Linked DNA regions of Mus musculus: region 1 is linked to region 2. The links are chromatin loops, found by intact Hi-C in ENCODE. Cell type or tissue: left cerebral cortex. All regions are shown on one strand. Each heading gives the region's core, and the rest is flanking DNA. Links, peaks and the distances in the headings are about the cores only.

Evidence for each region. Hi-C counts contacts between places; a loop is a spot of excess contacts. Peaks named below come from ENCODE experiments on the same cell type or tissue, not always from the same donor. Only the 100,000 strongest peaks of a DNase experiment are listed, where the experiment ranks them.
Region 1: it touches region 2 in a loop (4-fold over the local background); 3 of 42 quality-filtered maps call a loop at or near these places.

What each region holds. Positions count from the first base shown.
Region 1 is chr2:73,692,325-73,698,032 of GRCm38, reverse strand. The region is part of intron 5 of Chn1 (chimerin 1); the gene reads left to right. Among named protein-coding and RNA genes, the nearest start is that of Chn1, 80 kb to the left of the region's middle. In left cerebral cortex, for the core only: no CTCF peak of the experiment used is centred there; DNase peaks (open chromatin) are centred at 1,273, 1,636, 2,896, 4,790 and 1 more place; H3K27ac peaks cover 3,148 bases.
Region 2 is chr2:73,593,402-73,599,109 of GRCm38, reverse strand. It overlaps Chn1os3 (chimerin 1, opposite strand 3), which reads right to left and starts at 2,584. Exons shown (of 4, transcript NR_040623.1): 1 at 2,091-2,584. In left cerebral cortex, for the core only: no CTCF peak of the experiment used is centred there; DNase peaks (open chromatin) are centred at 1,303, 2,175 and 2,885; H3K27ac peaks cover 4,658 bases.

The DNA.
Region 1 (5,708 bases), core at 389-5,388, 99 kb before region 2:
CGATGCATAATTAAAAATAATTTTTTAAAAAAAAGAAAAGCCGCTTAAATCTCTAAAAGTGGACTATAAATTTATTAGGTGGGAAAATATAAATATGTAGAACTGCATGGCATGTTTGGTATGTGGAGGCTGATGTGGGGTTAGGGATGCAGGAAACTTAACAGTAAGTGTATCAGGATGCCTCAAAAGCTCACACTGAGAATTTATTTTCCTATAAGAAATGGAAGCCACTGAAAGTTTCTCATAGAAACCTTACATTTGAAGTGAAATTAGAGCAATAAGAACCTTGAGTGGAATGGGTGGCAGTAACTAAGTTTACCAGAGTTAGCGTAGGTGTGGGGAATGCTGCACGTGCAACCCAGCCTTGCTGGAAATGAAGGCCGGGGTCTAGAAAATTAATTTAGTAAGCAATTTTCCTTTGACTATGGAGATTTTTAAAAGGGTTTCTTAATAACTTATAGATTTGCCTAGAGAAGATGCGTTAGCTCCAAATTTGGCAACTCCAGAAATATTTCTGTTAATCTGAGTCATTTTAGCTTCTCTAAATTAGGAAAAGAACACGATGTCATATGTGCAGGAGTCTTGATAACTCCTAAAACTTGGATTCAGATATTCCTGGGACAGATTTGGACATGTGCCAGAGGACACTTAAACTCATGTGCCAAGATAGCAATTATTGGGGAAATTTTTAAATAATAGAAAACAAACAAGAATGTTAAAACCAAAAAAAGCATGTTTGGACAGATTATATTTTCTTTTAAAATACATTGCACTTCTTATTTGATAAATTCTGAAGCACATATATATAGCCTATGTTAATCTGAAGAATAAAATTATACAGAACAGTATGTATGGCACATACTACTTATGTAAAATTATGTATCTGTGGTGCATATGTAAGTAGAGAGTTGTCTGAAAGAATGATCACTAAAATGTTCAGGGCTTATCTGAGTATTGAACTTAGAGATGGTTTTTTTCTTTTGTACCTTTTAAATTTATTGATTTTTGTTTTTTACAAACTACATGTATATCATTTTATATTCAGGAAAAAGAAGACAATTGTAATCTTAGGCAAAAACTGAAAGTCAGTGTGTCCCAAATATATGAGGATTGTGAGGATATGAACTTAACAAGTTACTTGAACGCTTAGTCAGAAGGAGCTTTGGTGGTAGCCGTGGGGCAGCAGAGAGATGGGAGACAGGCAGTATTTGAGAATCTGCATGGTCTTTGTTTGAGGAGACTTGTCCGGTGCTGGTAGCCGTGCCTGTGACATGGAGGTAGTGGGAGATGCCATGTGGCCCCTCTGCTGTTAGCCTTCTTCAGTTGGGCCTCTTCCCTGCATTTATCATTTTCAGGTAGCAAATTAGTATTAAGTGCGTAGAGTAGCGGGAGAGAATGGAGGAGGAGAATACCAGGCCTGGGTTCTCCTATTTACTAAGATCAGAGAAACGTTTCACCACTCCTGCCCCATTTTACTTCTTCTAGATCCTCTTTTCTCATCAACAAACATAAAAGATGACTTGCTGAAGTTTCCAGTTAGAGGGCAATAATTGAGCCAGTAGCTTTTCTTGCTCTCATTCGGTCTCCCTAACCAACGCAGAAGGCCTTGACTCATCCGGAGGGCTCTGAAGCATCTCGCCTTGGCGGTCAGGCACTACTCCGTGTATTAACAGTTGGAAGGTCTTTCTAACGCTGTGGGCAGATGTATGTCCAGAGGCATCTGCCCATTCAGTGCACAGTGGAGACATTTAGACTCACAAAGCTGTGCTGCCTAATTTAGAGCATTTTAACTTTTCATGCCTTCCTAGCTTTCTCAGCCCTAGGCAACCACTAATCTACTTTTGTCTCTGTAGATTTTTACATCCCTAGCATTTCATATGCATGAAATCAAATAATATGTGACATCTTTCCCAAAGCATGATGTTTTCAGTGTTTGTCTGTGTCATATATCAGATTTTATTTCTTTTTATTAATGTATAGTATCAGAGAAAATATTCCAGTATGTGAGAAAACTTGATTTTGTTTATTCATTTACTAGTTAAAAGACATTTATGTTGTTCCCACTTTTTTTTGGCCTCTGTGATTAATGTTGCTATAAATATAACAATTATGAATAATGTGTATACAATTTTTATGAAGAAATCTGGTTTTGTATTGGATATATTCTTAAAATTTGGGAGTCTTGGGTATATGCTTCACTGATAGCATGTGTGCTCAGCAGACAGGAGACTCTAGTCATTCCCTAGCAGGAAAAAAATTTTTTGAGGGCCTGACAAACAATTTTCCACGGTGATTATGCCGTTGCAGCTCTGCAGCAAAGAAGGAAGGTTGCAGTTTTTCCTTGTCAGCATCAGTATGTCATTAAATGTAGATATACTTATGTGAAGTAGTAGCTCATTTTAGTTTTGGTTTGTATTTTGTTGTGAAATGGTACTTCATTTTCCAAGTTTTTATCATTGTCATGATTTTTATTCACAGATAGTCCATGGCTTCAACCTTCACTTCACTTAAACATCTATAAAACAATAGTAGAGTTAAATGGAAGATAGAGGGAGTTGTTTTGTTTTTAAAGCTGATTCCAAGATATTTTTGCTTTCTTATTTTAAGACATGTATTTAAAGGCATATTCCATTGAACATTAAAGATGGAAATCAGTATCAAGTACATTTTAAAAAGACATACTTTAAATTTTGAACATATGTGTTTATCTGTTTGCTTATCTGCACGTGTGAGCTCAAGTATCAATAGAGTCCATAGAGAGCTCAAGGTCCCTCCACACTGAAATTAGAGGCAGTTGTGAGCCGTGAACCGTCTGCCGTGGGTGCTGAGAGCTGAGCTCTGGTTCTCCAAGAGCACAATGTGCTCTAATCTGCTGAGCCTTCTCTGCCAGCCTCCAGGTACATTTCAAAACGGACAGAAATTTGGTTCAGTTATGATTCTCTGAGCTGTTACCTTCTTAGCAATCTGCCATGTGTTTCTGCTGAGAAGTAAAGTAGGTAGTATTTCAATTCTAAGACCTGTTCCTCGGCCACCAGATGCAATTCCAGAATATGTTGATAACATGACCCCTTTTCTTTAAATACACACAAAACAAAACACATACAGACTTGACAAAACCAGACATTTTATTAGCAGACTTACTCATTTTATAAATGTAACTATTCTTGGAATATTGTTGCAGGCATTCTAGTGACTATGATGTGATGGAGCCCATGGTGTTTCCCAATCCATTTGTACTGTAGCAGCCATAGAAAAAGTGCTGATGGGGCACCTTGGAGATGAGTGCACAAGACAGGCGTGGCCATATGTGCCTGGCCCAAGGACCCCAACAGGTCCATCTTGGCCTCCTTGAAAACTGCAGGGTTTAATATCTTTAACTTGTCCCCTTATTCATGACAATCAGAAAATTCAGTTTTATACATAAAATAAGCTCATACAGTACATGCAAGTAGTTTGGTTTGGTTTTTCATTTTTTATTTTGCATTTAATAGATTAAAACATTAAGGTTTAATTTTTGTAGAACAAAACACTAAGAATCCGAAATAAAGCTTTTTAAAACAACAGCTTGACTAATAATGAAACACATAATCTATGTGTGCAATGGGGCGTGCTGCATGAGTAAACTCTTAGTTTTTTATCAGGACTTTTAAAAGATTAATATTTAAAATTAGTGACACATTATCATTTTTATAAAGCAAAGTAACTGTGTTTAATGCTTTTAAAGATAATAATTATTCTGACTAAATCTAAGAGCTAAATTTTCACTTCTCCCAAAAGAGAAAAGCCAGTTTAAATATATTCAAAACTTAATGATTTAAACTAAATTTTCAGTGTAAGATCACTTTGTAATCATTTGTTCAGTAATAATTTGGGCTAGGGTTTATGTAAGTTGGTGGTACAGCTTGGCTTAACATGACCAAGGGTTTAACCACTAGGATAAAAAAAAAAAAGCATAGTAAATTTGACTAACTAATCAATGGAAAACAATGGATATTCTCTATTAAATCAATAGTATGTTTGCTTCCATATCATCTATTATATTTTTATGCTGTTGAAAGTAGCAGATAGATATGGCAAATATTTTCAACCAAGAGATAAGCATTTATGATAAATTAGGTACTTTCATGGTATTCCTAGTTCACCCTGTGGAGAAAGTGCTATCCATACCTGGTCTCCCAGAACTTGGTCATGTCTAAAATCCACATCCATTTTATGTCACATATATAAACTGTGTTCTTGTTGAGAATTTTAGTCTTTGAATCAGTTTACACTATTGCCTGCATAATAGCTATGCCAGACAAAGGTCACCATTACCTTCTTAATCTCATTTTAGCAGATGCTGGTAGTTTATAGGCATGTTCACCCTAATCTGTAGAGCTTTTGGTGAGCTGGCTGATCACTGGTGAGAAACTAAACAGTAAGATGTAATTTATTATGGCTTTGGGCTTAAATGCTTATAAATATTATTAAGCAAGAAATTCCTATGATGTTAATTCATCTTTATATTTCTGAAGATTTAATGGGTGGAATCCATTCTTATTGTGTTAGGAAATAATAAAATAGCCTAAAATAAAATAATTAAATTTAGGGATGCTAGTTTGAATTTTAACATAAGTGAGTAAGTCAGAATTCCCAGAGAATCACAGTAGCTGTTGGCAAAAGGGGATTTTACAATTTACCAGAACTGATCACTGGTTGAGGGCTTTTTTTTTTCACGTCTGAAAAAGGATCCAAAGGAACTGGTGAAAGATTATGCTGCTAGTAGGCGTTGACATGTTGTGTACTATGTGTTCTTTTGATCTGATCGCTCAGGATAGGTTCAGTTGGTTGCTATGGTTTCATTTGGGTTCCTGCAAAGCTTTCTGTTCTATTTGCAATAAGTGGAAAATAATGCTTTGCAGAATTATTTCTCAAAAATATTTTCAACTTCCTTTACTTAAGATTACAAATTGCTTTACGGGAAGTTTTCTGGATATTAGAGTAGGCATGGCTCACATGACAACAAAATTTAGTAGTCCTGCAATGTTACAGTTGATAGTGATAAAAACTAGCATGATCAACTTTAAACTTTATCTATCTATGTTAGTGGTGTCATAGCTTTGAAAATATTTGTACAAATTAAATGTCCCATACCCAAAATGCTTATGGCAAATGTGTTTTAGAATTCAGCATAAATTGTGTGTGTGTGTGTGTGTGTGTGTGTGTGTGTGAGCATATACAAAATTAAAATGGAGTTGCTCAGATTTCACAAACCTGAAGTTTTGCTGTAGAGAGGAAGAATTTTCCCAGTAGCCACATGCTTAGTGTGTGGGTTAAAAATAAAATCTTCTCTTGTCATACATCAAGAGATGTGGCTAGATATAATAAGGAAAGGGAGGTTTTTAATTTTTCTTAGTGATTGTCTTTGATTTTTCTTCATCTGTACCTAGGTTTTCTGAACTACTCTTATACCACCTATTTTTAAATCTCTTAATAATTGGAGTATACTTATGATTGCTAAAAATGCTCATTGCTGCATAACAGAGCTCTGGAACTTTTTATCTGTGCAGCTGGAACTGTGTACCCATGTTTTCTCCTCTCTCCTAGCTCCTGCCACCCACACCCACCACCTTTTCTTTCCTTCCATTGCTTCCAGCATGCATTGGAATTCTTCATCAGGCGATTCATGGATGTCTATTTCTTTGGGCTGAGACCCAGGAGGTTTTGTC
Region 2 (5,708 bases), core at 281-5,280:
ATCAGCTGAGCTCGATCGCTCTGATGGTCTCGGCCTCTTGACATGTACAGCTCACAGCTGGCAAAGCTGGTTGCAGGACACTTCAATCTGCATGGTCTATAGGTCCCCAGCTCTGTCTTTACGGATCTACCCTCTTGCTCCTGAGGTAGCATCTATGCAGTCCTTACTCAGATACACACTCGAGCGTCCAAGTGCACTGGCCCTACCAACCATGGATTGATTCCGTATATGCAGAAGGGAAACTTCTAGACCTTTCAAAAAAAAAAAGCAAAACTCGAATTAGCGATTCACCAAGGACTATGAAGAATCCTTACGGATGAAACAAAGCCAAGGCTTCACTGTTGGAGCCTTTCAGTGTTTCACATGCCCGAGCCGCACCAGTGCCCATTGGTTGAAACTTATCCATATGGACTTGCATTCACGGACGGTGAAATTGGCCTTTGTGTTACCTTTGTACCGAACCAGTATGGGCTTTTTCTCCCATAATGAACAAGGCAGTATGCCAGCTGTTCACATGACACTTGTAGTGGGTATCATATGAAGGTCAGAAGATTTAAACAACACTGGAGTGTGCGTAGTTTTATACAACCGCCATTTTGGTATCCAAGGGAGGGAGAGGTCCTGGAACCAGTCATCTGCAGCTACCAAGAGACTTAATGATACACAGGAGTCCGTAAACGTACTTAATAACCACAGCGCCTGAAGGAGAGACGCTTTCAAGCATGATTCTGCCTAACCCGGGGAACCAGGAGGTATGGAGGTCCCGAGACCTGTCTACAGGACACTGGGGAAAGCTCTCTGGCAAAGAAAGTGAAAGCTCGTGTGCTTAGGGAGTGGGATTTGCATCCTGAAAAGATGTCTGCTAACTGCCAGTCAGAAACTCATCACTGTAGGCACCTCAGAGTTCAACCTGTGGTTCAAAGTAAAGATTAAAGACTCCAAAATAAGACTCGGTGATGTTCGCCTGGCTCAGATGGGACACCCTCTGGGGTGGCACCTAAAAAACAAAAGTCGAGATCAAGTACCTCACTTCTATAGCAGTAGCAGCATCACGAGACAAAACAGTCCGCTCAAGTCTGCCCTGCGCCCACTCGAGCAGTTCCTGTGGCCCTGAGCAGCTCTCGGGATGCCAGAACCAACCCAGGGCCTAGGAGCTCAGAAGGGCTGTGGTTTACACCCAGAGTTCACAAGGCTGTGGTAAGCAGTGGCCAGGGCTTCCTATTTTCTTCTGATGCCCCAAGAGGCGAGGCGTACATTTTGTCATCCCTGAGTCCTTAGGCCCCATTGACCTCAGTTTTCCTGGACTCCCCTACATACCCAAGACCCGATATGATCCCCATTCCCAAGGTATCCCATCCCCATTTACTGACACCCTACCCTCACAATTTGTAGTCTCCCCTCCCCCAGCCTGAAACCTGCTTGCTCAGGGGTGGAGCTTCCCGCTCAATCGTTCTGCCACGCCCACTGCTGGAACCTGCCGCTTTGATGTTTTGAGCCATACACGTGGTCACCCTGCTACTGGACTCCAAGATTATTTGGCGGGAATCCGGTCCCTCCCCCTTCCTTCATAACGGAGTGCCAGAATAGTAAAAATTGAACCTTGAGCAGAGAGCTTTGTCTTGGTTCCTTCCTTATCTCGCGCAACCCAGCCCTTCTTCTCTTCCAGGTTTCCAAAATGCCTTTCCAGGCTAGAACCCAGACCTATGATCTGCTGGCCGGACACAACAACAATTGACTCACACAGCAATTCCTCCACAATCCAGTGTCTAAGCTCTGTGTTTGGTGGGGAGAGAGAGAACTGTTTCTATATCATCCTTCCCAAAAAGGACCTTGTTTCTTACTGGGTCCTTCTCTACAGTGATGCCGAACGCCAACACCTAGAAGCTGCCTTGCCTGCTCCAGGCTCATTGCAGGGTTCTGCTTGGGCCATGCAAGCTGTGGGAGCCTTGGATCACAAGGTGTCCCGGCTACCTGCTCCCACCCCCAGGTGGGGGTGGGGGTGAAGGAAAGGGGTGCCTCTGTGTGTTCCTGCTCTGGCCCTGCTCTGTGGGGGCGGAGCAAGCAGGCTCGGTTGAGCCCAGCAGCCTTACCAGCTGGCGAGCTCTCCAGATCTTTCTCTACCCCCACGGCACCTCCTCCTCTCACCTAAAATGGGAGGAGAGAGGGGGAGGCAGCGCTGATTTTCCTCCTGGGCTGAATTTATCCCAACTACATGCAGACCGGCTGCGGAAGCCTAGAGAAGATAAACAAAGAAGGCTTGTTAGAATTTTCAGAACTCTCCCAAACTCAGCCCCCTCGTTTTCTTCCTACCTTACTGGGGAAGAGCTGGCTTAGCGTCTGCTGCTCCAAAGTGCATGTGAGGGGCGCTCACAGCTCAAAGCTGCCTACCTGCTTTCAAGCAGCCTTAGACCCCCTAAGATGAGATTCATCTGATAGGTGCCTGCCATTTTTTTCCTAACCGTTTTCAAGCTGGTCTTCCCTATTGTGGCACTAACTAGCTCTGTTAGGTTCTAGATGCAGTGGTTCTGGAGAACACGGCGACTAAGGACATGTTAATGTCATCTACAGAGAGAGATGGGGGTGGGACATCAGCATGGCAGAACCTGAGAGGGTAGATCAGGCTCTAGCACCAGAGAGAGCGCTCGTGATGGAGTTTCTGAAGAGAATCAGAGCCCCAGTAAAAAAAGAAGGAGCCTCTTCATAGACCTTTTGAGGGTGGAGGAGGTTCCCTGCAGAAGCCTGGATTCAGGCTCCCTGATTCCAAGGCAGGGAGCAAGGAAAGGGGTCAGGGAACATGATGTGGCACCCCTTTAATGTATACCCACTTCCTAGGTGAGATGTCGGGACACACAGGTCTGCTAGCTTGGGACTCGTAATGTCCCGGTAGGATGCCTGCCAAGGGATGAGAAGAAGAGGCTGGAGCTAATGTTACACTCTTACACCCTCGGCCCTAAGCTTTCTCTAGAGCAACAACAGTTGGTCTGACTGTTTCTTGTGCTCTCCTTCCCCCATGGAGGTTTGCAGGAGAGATAGGCAGATACTCCGGAAGGATTAAGAGGAGTGTCAAGCTCAGATGTTCCCCACTTGGCACGCTAGGCTTGGACCAAGAGAGTGGCTATGGGCCAGAAAGAAAAATCTTGGAAGGTTGTGACAACACCTTGTTCAACCTTCACTATAACTGTTAGCATTCTGTCTAAGCTCCACCCCACTGTTGCCAGGTAGGCCTGACCCACTATAAAAGGGGCTGCTTGCCCTCACTCTTGTTCTCTTGCTCCTCTCTTGCTCTTTCTCTGCTTCCCATCCCCCTCTCTCTCCATGTGCTCATGGCTCTCCTCCCCCTTCCCTCCCTCCCTCCTCCCCCTCCTCCTCCTCCTCCTCCTCCTCCTCCTCCTCCTCCTCTTCCTCCTCCTCCTCCTCCTCTTCTTCTTCTTCTTCTTCTTCTTCTTCTTCTTCTTCTTCTTCTTCTTCTTCTTCTTCTTCTTTTTCTTCTTCTTCGTCTTCTTCTTCTTCTTCTTCTTCTTTCTCTCTCTCTCTCTCTCTCTCTCTCTCTCTCTCTCTCTCTCTCTCTCTGCCTTTCTGCCTCTACTACCCTCTTAACTCCCCTCCCATGCCCTGAATAAACTCTATTCTATACTATACCGTTGTCATGTGGCTGGTCCCTCATGGGGAAGGGATGCCTCAGCATGGACCCACCAAGGTACTCCCTTCCCCCATGCCTGACCACACCTCCATAGAACATCTCTCCCCTCTCTTTATCTTTTTATAAACACAACAATAACCACTGGGCGATAAGCTGTTGGATAGTTTCCATTGGAAGGTGGTAGAAGCCGTTGGGTAATAGACTCAAGTCATGATGAAGTGAGTCAGGTTGTACTGGGCATAGCCCATAGCCATAAAGAATGGTTTAGCCTGACCACTGTATTCCACCTACAGATATAATATGTCCAATTATCTAAAACAAGCAATCAAACAAACAACAAACTACCTTGCTCCCAGTCAACCCCCTCCACACACACACACACACACACACACCTACACAGAGCTGTAACTTCTGGTAGCTACCCATGTATATGCATGCACATATCCCCCATGTATACGCACATATTCCCCCAGCCCTCTGAATATACTCAGCTTTCATGCGGGTGGGAGGGAGTAGGGATCCCTTGCTGCTCCCACAAAGTCATCTCAGCCTGTTGACCTCTGTCTGCTTCTCTGTCTCATTTTTCTTGCAGAAGCCACTCTGGTATTCAGGCCACTGAGGGGCACCTGATTGTGAGTGAGGAGACACAGGTGTGGCCTGACAGGAGGCAGGAGGGACCACTGCAGACAGCAACCACAGCAGTTAAGAGTGATTCACACTGGCCTGGGAGTCTGGAGTAACTGCACCTGACTGTGGCCAAGGCCCGAGGCTCTCTCTCCAGACTTCCCTGTGACCCACCGTTACCCTCAACCCTCTGTCAGCCTTACAAAGCCCTGTGAACCCTCCTGCCTCACCCTCCCAAGTGCTATGACCACAGCATGGAGTCTTCGCACTCAAGTCAACCACACTTCTTTCGGAGTGCTATCTGCCTGATAGAGCCACCATGCTTAGACCACTACAGCATCTGCTACATTGTTAAAAGAGGATAAGGCCCATATTTGGTGGGGAGGGAGATTATAAGCCTCCAGGTCTTGCACAGGCCCCTGCCACTCACACCCACACCAGAATAGCAGCAAGGATTAATGTGCTATGTGAGTCGATATCTATGGCAAGGCCACCAATCAGAGTAGCAAAGAGCCCCTGCCAGCTTTCTGTGTGATATTTGGAGGAGGGGAGGGGAGCATTTTGACTCAAGCCTAAATGCTCTACTTTGATAGTTACTTCTAAGTAGGGCTTTTATTATGATACACCGGGTGCCCAGCAACTCCAGTGGCTCTCCCAGACAGCACTGCAGGTCACTATGACTGATGACCGCCCCATCCCTTTATATTGGCCAGTCAAAGCTCAGGTACTGCTTCCTTCTGCATTTGCTCTTTTTGGTGACATATATCCCCATGCCCAGCCTGTTAGGGACTTCTGTCAATGATAATAGTTCAAACCAAGGCAGGGTGGACCAGAATATCCCTCTAAGCCTTGAAATGACTTTGTGTCTCAGGAGAGTCACAAAGAAGGATTCCTTGGTCTTTGAGAGAGAGCACTCATGTGAGATGTCAGATCAGTCAGGTAGCTCATGGAGACCTGTGGGAGGGAGCTATGGAGAGACTGAGAAACTCTGCTGGAAGTAAGGCCTCAGCAAGTTTTTATTAAAAAAAAAAAATCTTTGAATAAAACAGTGATATTCTGCGACCAGAGGCCTTGAGCAGACAGGAGCTGGTCTCTGATTCTTAGTGCTCTGGAGCCTTGTAATTCACCCATAATGGTAGGAGGAGACTCTGAGAGCAAGCAGTCCCTGATGTCCCCAGAAACCCCTTCCTGATGACATCCAGATGTGTCATCCTTCCATGGGTCTGATTAGCTGTAGAACGTGGTAGTTCCATGTTCCCAGGATGCATCCGAGTTAGCTCTGTGGCTAATTGGGTTTGTATCTGGCAGCAGTGACATCAAAAAAAGATTTTGTAGTCAATTATGTTCTCCTGGAACACACAGGAAGAGGTTGTCCTGTCAAAGCTCAGGCTGGTCTCTACCTTAATGAGGTGCCCCAGACAAAGGCACAAAAGGACATTATTGT